Regions from separate parts of the Homo sapiens genome. Here region 2 is linked to region 1. Evidence: read pairs that join two places in POLR2A ChIA-PET (ENCODE). Cell type or tissue: A673. All regions are shown on one strand.

The links. ChIA-PET counts read pairs that join two places held together with the same protein. Peaks named below come from ENCODE experiments on the same cell type or tissue, not always from the same donor. Only the 100,000 strongest peaks of a DNase experiment are listed, where the experiment ranks them.
Region 2: POLR2A ChIA-PET joins it to region 1 with 8 read pairs; 2 of 35 experiments call an interaction of 5 or more read pairs at or near these places.

Annotation. Positions count from the first base shown.
Region 1 is chr2:26,609,174-26,617,173 of GRCh38, forward strand. The region is part of intron 3 of CIB4 (calcium and integrin binding family member 4); the gene reads right to left. Among named protein-coding and RNA genes, the nearest start is that of CIB4, 28 kb to the right of the region's middle. In A673, no CTCF peak of the experiment used is centred here; a DNase peak (open chromatin) is centred at 3,438.
Region 2 is chr2:26,256,857-26,264,856 of GRCh38, forward strand. It overlaps HADHB (hydroxyacyl-CoA dehydrogenase trifunctional multienzyme complex subunit beta), which reads left to right. Exons shown (of 16, transcript NM_000183.3): 4 at 6,524-6,623. Among named protein-coding and RNA genes, the nearest start is that of HADHB, 16 kb to the left of the region's middle. In A673, no CTCF peak of the experiment used is centred here; no DNase peak of the experiment used is centred here.

The sequences.
Region 1 (8,000 bases):
GGAAGGTGAGTCCTGTGAGTGGGGACGCCCCTCTGGTCTGAACAGGCCTGGGTGGAGGCAGGAGCTGGTGCCCAGTACAGAGAGAATGGGGCCCTTACAGGCACTCCAGGATAGAGGCTGAGGAGGGCAGGGGGAAGAGGAAGGGGAGAGGCAGCAGCGGATGCAAATGCTACAAGCCAGGGCCCTTACAGAGACCACCTCCCTCCTCTCCCCACCTCCCTCTCCCCAGCCTTCAGTGGTGCTGACCGAAATTCACACAGTGCTTGACATGAGTGGAATTTTTGCAGATGTCAGTGAAGAGGCCGAGAGTTTTGTCTGGGTGAATGTGAAGCGAAGCAGACATGCAGGAGACGGAGGCAGAGGGAACAGAAGGAAGATGTAGGAGCCCCTCTTCTTGTGAACCTCACTCCCACCCCAGACAAAAGAACAGAAAGATAGGGGAGGACCGCATACGCTCTTGGGCCAGAGAGGAGGAGGGAAGGGATTTCACAGCCATTTCAACTCCATTTTTCAGGGCGGGAAGGTCCCAGGCGCAACAGGGCTCCAGGTCTGGGCGCAAGGTTATTTTCTCAATTTTAATGCTGTTGTACTATGAGTAGCTTCAATGCTTGTGGCTCAGGCTGGGAACTTAAACACAGTTTATACGTTTTCCCACGGAAAACACAAACAAAGTTCCGAACAACCAATATGAAAACCCTTTAAAACACAATCTGTACCTGTACTTTACAGGCAGTTAGTTCAAAGCAAGAGACTGTAACTAACAGGATGAAGTCACCCACTCAAGGGCAGACCAGGCAGCGGAAGCTTAGAAAACTGCCTAGAACATTCGCTCCTCTGCTTCTCGTGGGAGCAGGCTGGGTTCCGCTTGGAGTGGCAGGGCCCCGCTGTGCCTCCACGACCCTCCTGGTTCCGGCCTACTGTTTACAAGCAGCCTTCCTGTTTGTAAGCCGCCAGAGGTTCTCAGATGGTGTCAGGGCTGCTTTGCAGCTGTTTGGGGACACCCAGCACAGGGCACGCTGGGAACCATGTTCCCTGTGAACTCTGCAGGCTGTAGATCTTTGCATCAAGATAACAGTTCCTCTTTTATCAAACACATCTAAGCAACAATTGATCTATTTTGTCCCTCACTTTGAATCCACTGATATAAACAGAAATGGACTCGCACTGCAGCCTCCTCTCACCAATAGCCGCCTCTCCCCCTGCCCACCCACTGCCCCACGCTCAGTGACTCTTTAAACAACGGAGTCTAAACCTAAGCAACTCAAAGGCCTTTTAATGTTTCAGTCCTTGACATTTTGGACTATTGGATTTTTGAAACCCCCAGCTTTCTGTTCTTCTCTCTCCTGTATCCTGGGGACTTTGCCCCAATAGTATCAGGCTGCCCTTGCCTGCTAAGGGCTCTGCCAGCCAGCCATGATTTACCTTGGCATTTATTAAGTACCCAGACCTCTGGGCACCACACCTTATCTATACCTTCCCTCGGGTCCAAGAAGGGCAGAAAGGAAGGCAGGAAACTGGTGCTTGTTAAATATTTACTGTATATCAGGTGCTGTGTCAGCCAAATTCACATCTATTTGTCCATTAATCCCTTACAAGAAACCAAGCAGTCAATAGCAGTAAGTCCATTGTATAGATTAAGAAAACTGAGGGGTGAGGAGGTTAAATTACTTAACCAAATAAGAGGAAAGGCAGGAATTTGATCCCAGGTCTGTGTGACCCTCAAACCTGAGCTCCTTCCCTGGAATGTTTTCCAGGAAAACGCTGCATTGCAATGGAAAAAATACACATGGGTGTCATACTCCCGGGCTAGCAAACAAGCCCAGGCTGAGAGTCCAGGAACAAGCTTGCTCCTGCAAGAGCAAGGGGAGAAGTGGAAAATGCCCCGTGAATCCCTGCATTTGCTGGGGTGGCCAGATGAACTGATGACCTGTCACAGGAGTGATGAGAACTTCTGCATCTCTCCCTCCAGGATGGCACCCTCTGGGCAGCAGTGCAGGTGGAGGAGACTTGGGGCTAGGATCCACTGCACACTCAGCAGGAGATGCAACCTAGCCTTCGGGCTGCAGGGCCAGCACTGCTGTGGCGCCTGTCAGCACAGTCCATCTGGGAAGTTCTCACATAATACTGTCCGTGGGAGGATGGAGAGAATGGATTGTATGATAACACAGGGTAGAGCTGCCTATTGAAAAACCACATGCGAAGAGACCTTTATGGAGTCATGTCAACTTAGAGGGAGGTCTCTAGTGATGTGTCACAGGGCTCCATCTTTTATCACTGATTTGGGTTAAGGATATTCCAAAGCCCAGGTTTCTTATTTTGTGCAGTTTCCCCTATGAGGCATAAAGGTTTTTCCATGTTGCTACATACTCAGTATAATTATCATTTTAATGATTGCGTAGTTCAAATTCTTGGAGTGGACAGTTCTATCCATCTAAAACCTCCAAGGAGAACCTGGATGTCTAAACTAAAAAAAATTCAAAAAATGAGAAAAATAATAGATGAGGGTGTTTATTACAAAATTATTTATAGTAACAAATAAATAAATAAACCCCTGGAAAGAATGTTAATGTCCAGCCATGAGGAGATGGTTTAGTAAATCAGAACTCAATGCAATTATGCGCCATCAAAATGATAATTACACAGACTATGTAGCAACAAGAAAAAGCATTTATGCCTAATGGAAAAGAGCACAGAATAAAATTGTATCTATGTATGTCTACGATATTATAAAATAAAGCTTGCCTAGGGGAAAAGACGGCAAAAGAAAATAGAAAATGAAAATTTATGTTAGGGTCGTTGGATGCTAAGGAATTGATTTCTTAAAATTTTATTTTATTGGTGTCATACTACGTTAACAATAAATAAAAAGCAAATTAAAAAAGAAAGTGCACTCCAGAGACAATTTGCTAAGCAAGCAAAACAACTTTCCTTCCCAGGGGGTTGGAGGCAGGAGCTTTTGCTTCTCTCTTCTGCTTCACTCTCTGCAGGGCAAGGGCTGAACCCAGGCAGAGCTGAACTCCTGGCTCCCAGACCCAGTGAGGGGCTGATGTGCACTCTTCTCCTGTAAGGCCTGGCAGGAGACAGGAATCCTATTCAGCTCAGAGCTCAATAAGAACGGAAGTTCAGTGGAAGATGGCCCCAGCTCATCGCACCATCTTTGAGTCTTAGAGCATCTATGTCTGTACCTTTCCATATTCTTTCCAAAATATGGAGCCAAAGATGGGTAACTAGGATGCAGTGGACATTTTTGTGGATTATTCTACAGGGTTCTAAGAGCCTTGTTGGCCCCAGTGCTGCTTCTACTTTCTGGGCGTGAAAGCCTGAAAAAGCACAGTGGTTCCCTGGCCTCCCTCCCCTCCCAGGGTCCCTGGTGGCTCGGAGGCCTCTCTAAGGAGGAAGGGACTCAAGAAGTGGGACCACTGCCAACTGCCTGGCCCTGCTGGGAGCCTTCCCTTTTCTCGGTGATTCTTCCTCTTCCAGGAGGCCATTTGCCCAGAGACAGAGAGCAGGAGCAGCTGGCCAAGCGAGGCACTGCATATGCACAGAAGGAAGCTGTCCTCAATCCACAAGAGCCCTGCCAGCTGCTCCCCGTGACGACTTTCCTGAAGGTGGGGTGGCTTAAGCCCTGGGGCAGTTTACAGAGTATGGGACAAGGGGGAGGTTCTGCATCAACAGGGGCCAGGGCAGTAGGTGCTCCAATCATCTCCAGAGATAACTTATCTCCCATCTCTGGGTTTTCTGCCACCTGAGAAGTGACGTCTTGGTCACTGGCCTTTGCCTCCATTCCCCTAGATGCTGGGTGGGTCTGCTGGGAGCACTTCCCTCTGGCATTTGGCCTTGGGCAGAAAGAGAGAGAAGGAGGATCCTTTCCCCAAGGCCTAGGGGACTTTCAGCAGATGCAAGGGCATTCATCATCTCTCCTCCTCATCTCAGCTTCAGCTTTCTAGGAGAGTGGGTTTTTCCCACCGGAGCCTGATCCCCCAGCTTATGCCTGGAGGCCTCCAGCACCTGGAGCTTGCTTTCTCTCGACTGAGCCTCCTCTCTCTGTTAGGAAATTTCCTCCCTAGGACCAACAGAAGGGGCCCCAAGGTCACTTTTCCCATCCACCTTAGCAGTACCCTTGGGGCCAAATCTAATTCCTCCTCCACCCACCAGCAAGGATGTAAAGAACGTATGTCTTCCCAAGTCTTTCTGCAGGTGGAGCACCCCAGTTTCTTAGCCACCTTCCCTCTAAGCCCCTGGTGTGAGGCTGGAGCTTACACATAAAGACTCCCCAGGTGGTCCTGCCACTCAGAGGGCACAGCCATGCCCTCCCTCCACAGGCAGCTTCTGGGAATGCTGCCTGCAATCCCCCTCCCTTTCCTGGAGTATTTTAGCATTTCACCTCCATTCTGTCATCCAGTCTTCGTAAAAACCCTCTGAAGTAGGCAGGGCTGCTATCATTGGATTCATTTTTCAGATGGGGAAAGCTGAGGTTATACACAAACTGCAGTTCAACTCCAGGGCTTTTGGTGACAAGCCTGAAGAGCCCAGGAGACTTTAGGGTTTGCATCCTGGAGTTGTATCCGGTGCCTGGCACACAGAAGGGGCCTGGGCTCTTGTGAGGGGCTGGGGCCAGAGCTAAGAGGAGAAGGAATGTCCTCAACAGGTCTCTCTGTAGTCGGGCCTGTGCGGGGCCTGTCCTGCCTCTCTGCACCTGGGTGAATGTGTCCCCGCATCTCAGCTGTCCCAGCTGTGAAGAGCAGAGGCCGCTGACACCGGCAGGCAGGTGGCTGAATGCCTCCTCTGACACTAGCCATTCGGGCTGCTGGGAAGCCCTCCAAAGCTGCAGGGCGTCTCCTCCCTGTGGAGGCAGCAGCAGGCCCAGGGCCTGCAGAGGGTCAAAAACCCTGGGAACAGAGCCCCGGCCAGCTTGGCCAGCACCTCATTAGGAGGCCCGAAGAGGGGAGGGGGTACTTCAGGAACGATATTGTTTATTTTTCTATTTTTAAACAAGTCTGAGGTCTCTGGGGCACAAATGAAGTTATCAGAAAAGACATGAGTGGAATAAAGCCTCAAGCCAGCAGGCAGAGAGGGGCCCTTGGGACCAGGACTCTTGAAAAGCTGAAATGGAGTTTGTTTATCTTGTACTCTGGGAGTGCCGGACTGTGGCCGAGGGACTGGATGAGCATGTCCCCAGGCCCACCGGCCCCTTCCCCAGGCCCTCATCTGCCTGTCCCTTGGTGTCACTGGGGAATTCAGGCACGAGCAATACTTTTTAAATGATCCCATTAGCGTGTCATTTGCACTAGAGGGAGGAGGCTCCTCCTCTGGAAAGGAGCCTGGACTCACTTCTCACCTCAGACACATGAACAGTTTTCCCAGGAGGCAGAGTCTGGCAGAGTCGGTGCACCACAGGGCGCCCAGTTCCGGCTGGTCACTGGCTGGTCCTGCCACCTCAGGCAACCCCTCCATCTCCCGAGCCTCCATTTACTCATCTGCCAAGTGGGGCTGATTATTCCCGTCTTGACTCACATGCACCCCTCACAGGGAGAAGCACATGAGATGCTGTGTGTGCAGAGTGTCCTCAGAGAAGGGCTGAGCCACAGAATCCTTACATGACCCTGCAAAGGGGGCTCGCCATGCCCAAGTTCAAGGTAAGGAAGCTGAGGCTCCGGGAAGTGGAGCAACTTGCCCGGAAGCCTGAACTCCTTCCATTTGCTAAACTGCCTCTCCAATGCTGCACGTCAAGGATAATGCGCCCTGCTCTTGGGAGCTTTGAGAGAAGTCACGAATCATTGACAGAACCAATTAGAGGCCTGAGTGGGTTTGACTGGATGAGAAAATCTTCCCAGGAAGTGAGAAACGTGATGAGAAGCAAGGAGAGTTGGCCCTGCAGTTGCCAGTGCTGGTTTGAGTTCCAGCCCTGGCCGCATACCAGACTAGCTGGGTGACTGAGGGAGGTCACTCAGGTACCCAGTGCCTAATTTTCTCCTCCATGAACTGGAGACAGTAACAGTCTGAATGCTACTTCCCAGTAAGATGTGGCAGGTAAGGAGTCAGGGGAACAGTCAAATCCTGGACAAATGAAAGCAGAATGCCTCTCCATCCCCTGCCCCCAGACAGCATGAAACAGGAGTCGAACAAACTGCAGCCAGGTGAGCAGTGGGAAGTGTTACCCATCCGTTGTCCCCTGCAAGAGGTACCACATAGGCTGCAGGGTACAGAATCTCCCCTACCTCCCAGGATGCCCTGGGAGAGCGGCTGCCATCCCTACAGGCTCCCTTCACCCCTGGCGTGAGATTAGAGCCTCAGGTCATCCATGCCCCGCCCTTTGGTCCAGGTAGAAAGTTGAGGCCCAGGAAGAGGAAGGAACTGGCCCCAGGCTACACAGCCAGCAGATGGGAAAGCTAAAACTAGAGCCCTGAGCTCTTCTTCCCCAACTTCCCAGGCTTTCCTCGCTACCTTCCTCACCTGTGGGAGGTGCTATCACACCCATTTGGAAGATGAAGACACTGAGGCCCTGAGAAGGGTGGTGCCAAGCCCAAGACCGCCAGGTGGCAGCGGCAAGGCCGAGGCAGGGGGCCAGAGCCCGTCCCTCCACTGCTGCCTGCTCGACCCAGAACAGAGACTGCCTCCTACATCACTGAGCTTTTTCTGAAACAAACCACTTCTTAATTCTTTGGCTGAATGTCTAAATAAGGATTTTTGCCAATTCTGAGCCCTGCTAACTGATGAAGTTGTCAGAAAAAGATCTAATGATGCTTGAAAATGCAGGGTGTGAGCCAGCTGCCAAGTTACCCTCCCAGCTCCGACTGGCATCAGGCGTCGGGACCCTCCCACCAGCGCTGGGGGGCGGTGGGGGGTGAGCACTGGAGAGCAAGGCTGCCGATTTCCATCAGCCATGTGACTGTGGTGGCTGGGCTGCTTAACCCCTGTGGGCCTCTGCGGCCCAGCTGTAAATGAAGCGAACAACTCCCTCCTCAAACAGTTACCTTGAGGAGTAAGTGAGATGATGCATGTGTGACATCCCACACCGTGCTGGGCACAGCCCAGATCTCAGGACTTCCTGGGGGCCACATGGGGCAGCCAGCTGGCCTGAGGTCAGCCGAATGCAGCATGGTGGCCGTGCCTGCAGCCCTGGGTGAGCGAAGAGTGGAGGTCGCCAACTCCTAGGGTGCTCACAGAGCCAGCATGCATCTCCCCAATGTAATGAAAGGCTTGGTGACCTTGGGCCCTGCGAGGTGGAGCCTTGGGATGGGAGCCTGGGAGGCCAGGCTGGGCCCTTTGTTCTCTCTGTCCTTTCTCAGTGGAAGATTTGTCCCGCTGGGGCGTCTGGGCACTAAAGGTGGGGCCTGGCTTGGGGACTTGGGAATCAGACAATTCCCAGGCCTACCACAGGAGCCCGAGAAGCTGGGTGCTGGGAGCTGAAGGGGCCCTGCTGTCAGGAGCTGGACCTAAGCCCAGGCTACCCCAACACCCAAGACAGACACTCCACAGGGCGTCCCAGATGTGTATGAGAAAAGCTATTCCATCTCAGCCATCAACCACCCCGGCCACCAGCTCCTTCCCATCCTCCTTCCTCCTCCTACCACACACATGTACATAAATTAGACATGTGCACACGTGTGTATCCACACAGGCACACACACGTGTCACCTGCATGGTGACTTTGACTTTTATCTTCCCGAGAAGATGAAGAGATATGCAGAAGAGCAAACAGAAGTCTTGGGGGAAGGGCAGGGCCTCTTCATAACAGGGACAAAGGCTCAAACGATTGCCTCTAAAGGATTGGAAGGTGAGGGGAGCAGGGACAGCTCAGGCAAGCACTGCCTGTGAGGGGTCAGGAGTCTTAGAGCACACATGGTCACTCCCAGCCTCCCCCACTGCTCTACCCATTTTACAGGTGAGGAATCCGAGACCAGGGAAGTGGTTTGTCAAGAACTTACCCACAGCAAGAGCATGGAATGTGTGTGTGTGTGTGTGTGTGTGTGTGCACGTGAGCGTGGGTGGGCATGATT
Region 2 (8,000 bases), 350 kb before region 1:
TGCTTAGGAGCCAGTGTGCACATGAAGCAGAATGAGAGTCCTTAGGTGACTATTGAATACATAATTGGCCATTATTAGAAAGGGGTCATATGGTAGTTTTCTGCTGTGGCCTCAATCAGTCCTCTCGTAAATGTGCTAGTGGCTCTGTTTTCTCTAATGCTTTTTCTTATTTATTTATAAGTGTTGAAAGTAATGGGTTCATGTACCTGATTGCCTTGTTGATCTTGCGTCACTGGGAAGGCTAAGAGCTCCCCTTCTTTTTTTTTTTTTTTCTTTTTTTTTGAGACAGAGTCTCGTGCTGTCGCCCAGGCTGGAGTGCAGTGGCACAGTCTCGGCTCACTGCAAGCTCTGCCTCCCAGGTTCATGCCATTCTCCTGCCTCAGCCTCTTGAGTAGCTGGGACTACAGGTGCCCGCCAACACACCTGGCTAATTTTTTGTACTTTTAGTAGAGATGGGGTGTCACCGTGTTAGCCAGGATGGTCTCGATCTCCTGACCTCGTGATCTGCCCACCTCGGCCTCCCAAAGTGCTGGGATTACAGGCATGAGCCACCACACCCGGCCAAGAGCTCCCCTTCTAATGCTGCTTGCCTAAGACAGGGTCCCATAACTGTAGTATATCCATTGTCTTCTTCCCAGTTTATTGGGGGAGGGGGCTCAGGAAAAACCTCTGTCTCCTCTGTGGCACCTTTACCCAGTAACGGCGGGGCTGAGGGAGGAGGAGGTGGTAAGGTAGGTGATGGTTCCTCTTCGCTTCTCTTTTTAGGCTCTTCTGTGTAGAGCAGGGCCAAAGCAGCCCTAACTAAGGCCCACAACGTTAAAGATGTTACTGGGACCTGTTGCCCTTGTGCATGATGTCATTTAAGATTTCTTCCCACTTGTGGCTGGGCGTGATGGCTCACACCTGTAATCCCAGCACTTTGGGAGGCTGAGGCAGGCGGATCACGAGGTCAAGAGATGGAGACCATCCTGGCAAACACAGTGAAACCCTGTCTCTACTAAAAATACAAAAAATTAGCCGGGCGTGGTGGCGGGCGCCTGTAATCCCAGCTACTTGGGAGGCTGAGGCAGAAGCATGGTGTGAACCCTGGAGGCAGAGCTTGCAGTGAGCCGAGATCGTGCCACTGTACTCTAGCCTGGGGACAGAGCAAGACTCTGTCTCAAAAAAAAAAAGATTTCTTCCAACTTGTTCCCAGAACTCTAGGTCTAGTGTGCCTTCTTCTGGGAACCGTGGGTTATGGAAAACAACAGTTTGCATTAGGTCCCTTAACTGAGCCTCCGAAACGGAGGCTGTGCTAGCTTCAAGCAGCTGTTTCAATACTTTTATGTACTGTTGCTGTTGAGCTGATAACTCAAGTCCCATTGTTACGGGTGGGCCTTTGTTCTTAGAGCTCCCAAGATGGGGCAGGCGGCTCCCAAGATGGCGGCAAGCCTTTTTTTCTCTGACCTGAGGCTCTTGGCCTCATGGATTCCAAGGAATGGAACCTTGGGCCATGCAGTGAGTGTTATAGCTCTATTAGAAGCCATGGGTCATGGAAGAGAATCGTGGAACCCAGCGACTAGCGTTGAGCTCGATTAGGACGAACCTGGGCACTTGGCCGCACAGAAACAATGGCGAGCCTCTAGCCCAAACAGGAATGGCACTGGGTGCCTCGCTGGATCAGAAACGCAGCGGACACCCTGCCAGATCCGAGGGGTGGAAGTCAACAGCGGGTCTGCGACAGTGGCGAACAGCGGGTCTGTGACAGTGGCGAACAGCAGTGGTGGAAGGTGAGCAAAAGCTCAGCTCGAGCCAGAACAAACATGGACCAGAAGAGTGTGCAGTTGCAAGATTTAATAAAGTGAAAACAGAGCTGCTATACAAGGGTAGGGGATCCAAAGGGGGTTGCCCCTCCTTGCTCAAATGCCTGGGGTTTATATCCCAATCATTGTCGCTCCCCCTGTGCTCTCAGATGATAGATGATTTGAGTATTTCTTTACCTCCTGCTTTTAACCTAATTGATATTTTAGTGAGCCTTCTTTACCACCTGATTGGTCGAGTGTGAGCTGAGTTACAAGCCCCGTGTTTAAAGGTGGGTGCAGTCACCTTCCCCAGCTAGGCTTAGGAATTCTTAGTCGGCCTAGGAAATCCAGCTAGTCCTGCCTCTCACCATGATGAAACCCTCTCACCATGATGAAACCCTAGCTTGAACATCATGTCCCATGATGAAACCCTAGCTTGAAAATCCCCTCGAACTTGGAAATCCTGAGTGGGCACCAATTACTTACTGCACGGTCACTTCACTTTCATTTTCAAGGGTTCTGTCGTGATCCATTGCAGCATGTCTCACACGGGGCACCACCTGCCGGGTCTGTCCCACAGACCCTGGCTGACTGACAGATGAAATGAGTACTCAGACACAGGTATGCAGTGTAAGAGCAGCTAGGGGTCTGCCTGGCTCTAGTGGCCAAAGTGCAGCAGCCCTGAGAAGCTGGAGCTCCTTGCTTTTATTCAGTGTAGGCACAGTGATGAAAGCCTGGAGCAAACACAATCTGTGGGTAATTAACGTTTATTTCTCCCCTTCCAGGAACGTCTTGCATGGATGATCAAAGATCAGCTCCTGGTCAACATAAATAAGCTAGTTTAAGATACGTTCCCCTACACTCCCTTGTACCTACTCCTTGCCCTCTGCCTCAGGGTTATAGAACAGCTGCCTTCAGCTATTCTCCCCCAGGGCTCTGCAGAACCTTCTGACCTTTTAGAAGGCCTGCATCTTTCCCTATAGTTTCTCCCACCACTCCGACTGATCTCCTACATATAATAATGAATATTTTTTAAATGTGCCTTGTAGAGTTAGTTTAATTACTTTATAATATGCTAAATTATTTGGAATGGCCAGTGTGCCCTAGAGGTTGCCCAGAGGTTTAGAGGCAGGAATCATCAGTAACTGTAGTTATCAGGGAAGGCTTTACTAGGAGGTAGAATGTGAACGAGGCCCAAGAGACAGGTAAGAATTCGATGGGCAAAAAAGGGGCCAGGCAGATGGGAGGTCCATAAGTAAAGGCAAGGAGGCTGACCTGAGCAAAGCTGTAAAGGACTGGGGGCTGGCTCATCTTGTTCTATTTTGAGAAGTAGTGGAAAATACTTAAGGTGGAACCGAGTAAAACAAGCTATTTGTTAGAAGAGTTAAGAATTTGAATTTTATCTGAAAGTATATAAAAGGAATATATGGTCAGTTTTTTCTGGTTTTTTTTTTTTTTTTTTGAGGCAGAGTCTTGCTCTGTCACCCAGGCTGGAGTGCAGTGGCATGATCTCAGCTTACGGCAACCTCCACCTCCTGTGTTCAAGCCATTCTCCTGCCTCAGCCTCCCCAGTAGCTGGGATTATAGGAGCGTACCACCGTGCCCAGCTAATTTTTGTATTTTTAGTAGAGACGGGGTTTCACCATGTTGGCCAGGCTGGTCTTGAACTCCTGACCTCAAATGATCTGCCTGCCTCAGCCTCCCAAAGCGGTGAGATTACAGCGTGAGCCAGCACGCCTGGCTTGGTTAGTTTTTAAAATGTGGAATGACATGATGGTGTACCATTCGACCTGTCACCTGCAAGGTCAGTCATGAATAGTGTGCAAATCTTCAAATTTAGTGACCTGTTTTCTGTCTGCTCAAATAAGGATTTTCCTTGAGGACCGATGCATTTAACCATCTTGTTCTCCTTGACACTCTCCTGCCTTTGATCTTGTGTACTGTTCTCTCTTGATTCTCCTACTACCTCTCAAGTTACTGTTTGTCTCACATATTCCCTCAGCCTTCTCATTGTAGGGACATCACAAAGCTAAGGGTTTTTTGGTGTAGTAATGGACCCTCAAGTTAAGGATGAGAAGGTTTGTGTGTACTACAGCTGGAAAGGTGTTAGGAACCAAGCAAGCAGCTCTAGGGGCCAGCTACTTTGTCTCACACACCACATGGTATGTCCCTTTCCTGGTCTTTCTGCTTCTATCATTCTTCATTCTGGCTGGCTTATTTGCTCACTTATGGTTTACAAACTCTGGCTTACGAATGACATCAGTTTACCATCAACCTGTTCTTCCTCATGGCATCTTTTTAGCTTCAACTAATTGGCATTTCTTTCCATGCTTCTTTGCCTAGAGAGAGAATCTGACCAACACAGTTGATCACTTGTAGGTAGATGACACTGGTTTCTGGTTGGCTCCTATATGGATGGATCATTGGTGAGTCCAGTACCTACTCTGAATCTAATCAGCTTTTATATTGACTTAGGGATGTGTCTATGGCTTCCCCTTTGGCAGGGACTGTAAGCAGGGCAACTCCCTTTAGAGGGGCCTGTGGGATGTCCAAAACAACAACAACACAACAAATACCCCCCCCCCATCCAGACAAACAAAAAAAGTATCTTTTATTGTTAAAGAGGAAATAGGAAATTTAAAAATAAAAGAAATAGAGGGGGCTGTGGGAGAACAGGCATTGCAGAATACATCTCTGCTTTCCTTCTGTATTCTAAGCTTCAATATTTCATGACTTTCTAATCTACACTCATTTCTCTTCAGAGGTTTTGCTTTGCATCTTCTAGCTAACTGTGGAATTAACATATCCACCTGGTTGTCTCTCTGTCACCTCAAAGTTAGCGAGTTTAAAAATGAGGCCAGGCGCAGTGCCTTATGCCGGTAATCCCAACACTTTGGGAAGCCAAGGCTGGCGGATCACTTGAGGTCAGGAGTTCAAGACCAGCCTGGCAAACAAGGTAAAACCCCATCTTTACTAAAAATATAAAAACTAGCCAGGTGTGGTGTCGTGTGCCTGTAATCCCAACTGCTTGGGAGGCTGAGGCAGGAGAATTGCTTGAACCTGGGAAGTGGAGGTTGCAGTTAGCCGAGATCGTGCCACAGCACTCCAGCCTTGGCGACAGAGCAAGGCATCATCTCAAAAAAAAAAAATTAAGTCCCCTTTTTTTTCCAAAACCAGTTCTCACTTTGTTTCGGGTAGCTAGGTATTCTTAGTCTCTAAGATTCCTTTATAATCCTGTTTTCCTCTTTCCTTTCTTTCTATATCTGATTGGTTGCCAACATACCTTGTTTTCTTTTATAAACTTCCTCTTTACTCATGTTGATACTGCCTTTATCCTGGCCTTTTGTGCCACATGCTTGGGTTTGCCACAGTCTCTTTGCTTACCTCCTTGTTGCCTTTATCTCCTTCACCAGCAGCACTTCTCCATGAATGCTGCCAGCGTCATCTTTATGCCCTATTTTATCATGACTATTAACTCTCACTAATATTTCTTTAAAGTTGGTTGTAGATGTTTACTATAAATACTTCTCTGTGACATTAACAGGTGTGGTAAGGTCGTTGTTGACATTGTATTCCCAATAATTTAGGATTTTTTTCTATCTTTGATAAGGAATAATGATAGAGTAGGTAAATTCCAACATTAACAAAAACAAGAAAATAATGAACTAGATTTTGATATACTAACATGGAATGTTCTTCGAGCTATATTGTTAAGCCAATAAAATATACATAATATACAAGTATATGCATGTAAGTGCACTAAAAGAAACGATTTGAAAGTATATACACCAAATAAACAGACTTTACCTCTTAGAAGAAAATAGTGTGGTAGGCGAAGGCATAAAGAGGGAACTTTAGTTTTTACTCTCCATAGTTCAGTATTATTTACTTTTTAAAAAAAACCATAGGCACACATTTATATTTTATTCTTTAATTTAAGAAACCTAAAGGAAGTTTGCTTTTTTGAGATTAAAAAGTATTTAGGCATGTAGATTTTTGCAGAATAGCAAGTCACCAACCAAGTGCCCCTTATTTCCACGTAGAAAAGGTAAGAACATCAAGCTATGTGAAGAGTGAACAATATCAATCATTGCAACTTCTAATATTAAGGGTAGATTTGCGTGTAAATTTGGTTACTTCTAATGAAATAGGTTGTCAAACACTTAGTAAAAATGAACTATTTTGTTAATGGCATAAATTCCCTCATCATTGGATATAAGCTTTGTTTATCTTAAATATTATTTAGAAACTTACAAATGCTAGTCAATTTCTTAGCCTTTTTTTAAAAAAAAATTAAAGTGGTTTAGTAAATGGCAAATGCAAGTTGGCATTAATGATGTAATAATTCTTAGAATGACTATCTTAAAAAATGTAAAAGTAGGCCAGGCACGGTAGCTCACATCTGTAATCCCAGCAGTTTGGGAGGCTGAGGCGGGCAGATCACCTGAGGTCAGGAGTTTGAGACCAGTCTGGCCAACATGGTGAAACCCCATCTCTACAAAAATACAAAAATTAGCTGGGCATGATGGCAGGTGCCTGTAATCCCAGCTACTCAGGAGGTTGAGGCAGGAGAATTGCTTGAATCCGGGAGGCAGAGGTTGCAGTGAGCCGAGATCACGCCATTGCACTCCAGCCTGGGTGACAGAGCGAGACTCCATCTTAAAAAAAAAAAAAAAAAGTAAAAGTCATCAGACTTTATATATTTTAATTAGTAGTTTTTGTTTTTAAACTTTATCTTAAAGCTGTCCAGACCAAAACGAAGAAGACGTTAGCCAAACCCAATATAAGGAATGTTGTGGTGGTGGATGGTGTTCGCACTCCATTTTTGCTGTCTGGCACTTCGTAAGTATGACATGATCATATTATTTTTTTCCTTCTTTTAAGACACTTTCAAAAGTAGTCTTTGTAAATGTAACCCAGTAGGTAATAATATTGTTAGTGGACTAATATTTGGATAGCAGTCCCATGAAATTAATATAGAATAAGTCAAGACAGTGGTGAAATAATATGGCAACATTTGTTTTTTATCCTTCTCATGAATAAGTCTAGCGTAGTTTTACTTGAAACAGCTCTATTTTGAAAACCTAGAGGTCCAGATAGCTTGCTTCCAACAGAGCTGTCCTTTCCTTTTCTGGAGACAAGTACATTGTCCCTGTTTCTCCTCAGAAGTTTGAGTGCTGAAGATGTGGGCCATGGGCATTCTGAAGGGCCTATATAATCCACTGGTTTGGCCTCCTGGAAATTATTAAAATTGGAGTTGATAGGGCTGGTCCAAACCCCCAGCATAGCACAACCCCAAGTGTGTGGGACCAGAATGGTCCTAGACCAGCTCCAGAATTCCCTAGATCCAAATTGCTCTTCTCCTTGGCCTTTTGTGCTTCTTTTCTGTCCCCGAGTGAAGGTTAGTCTATCCAAAAGCTGATAATGGACTTTGATAACAAGGTTTAAACTGTTCATTCTATTCTGTTTAGATTGTTTTAATGTTTATATTTTGAATAGGTAGTTGCCAGCTTTAAAAAAATGCTGCGGAATGTTAGGCATCTGTTAAAAAGAATGAGACCTATCTTTATATACTAATATGGAAGACCTAAGATCTTGAAGATATGTTAAGTATAAAAAGCAAGGTTCAGGCTGGGTGCAGTGGCTCACACCTGTAATCCCAGCACTTTGGGAGGCCAAGGCAAGAGGATTACTTGAGCCCAGGAGTTCAAGACCAGCCTGGGTAACATAGCAAGACCTTGTCTCTGCAGAAAATAAAAAATATTAGCTGGGCATGGTGGTACATACCTGTAGTCCCAGCTACTCAGGAGGCTGAGGTGGGAGGATCACTTGAGCCTGGGAGGTCAAGGCTGCAGTGAGCCGTGATCATGCTACTACCTATACTCCAGCCTGGGTGACAGAGCAAGACTCCATCTCAAAAAAAAAAAAAAAAAAAAGCAAGGTGCACAGTATTGTGTATAGTGTGCAATGACTTATGAAAGATACACATGTGTGTGTGTATGTGTGTATACACACACAACAAAGGTTCATTTTTAAACAGATGGTTTGGGACCTACAAATATATTTTCTTACAGAAGTAATGCTATATGTTGGCCAGGCACGTGGCTCATGCCTGTAATCCCAGCACTTTGGAAGGCTAAGGTGGGTGGATCACTTGAGGCCAGGAGTTCATGGCAAAACCCTGTCTCTACTAAATACAAAAATTAGCTGGGTGTAGTG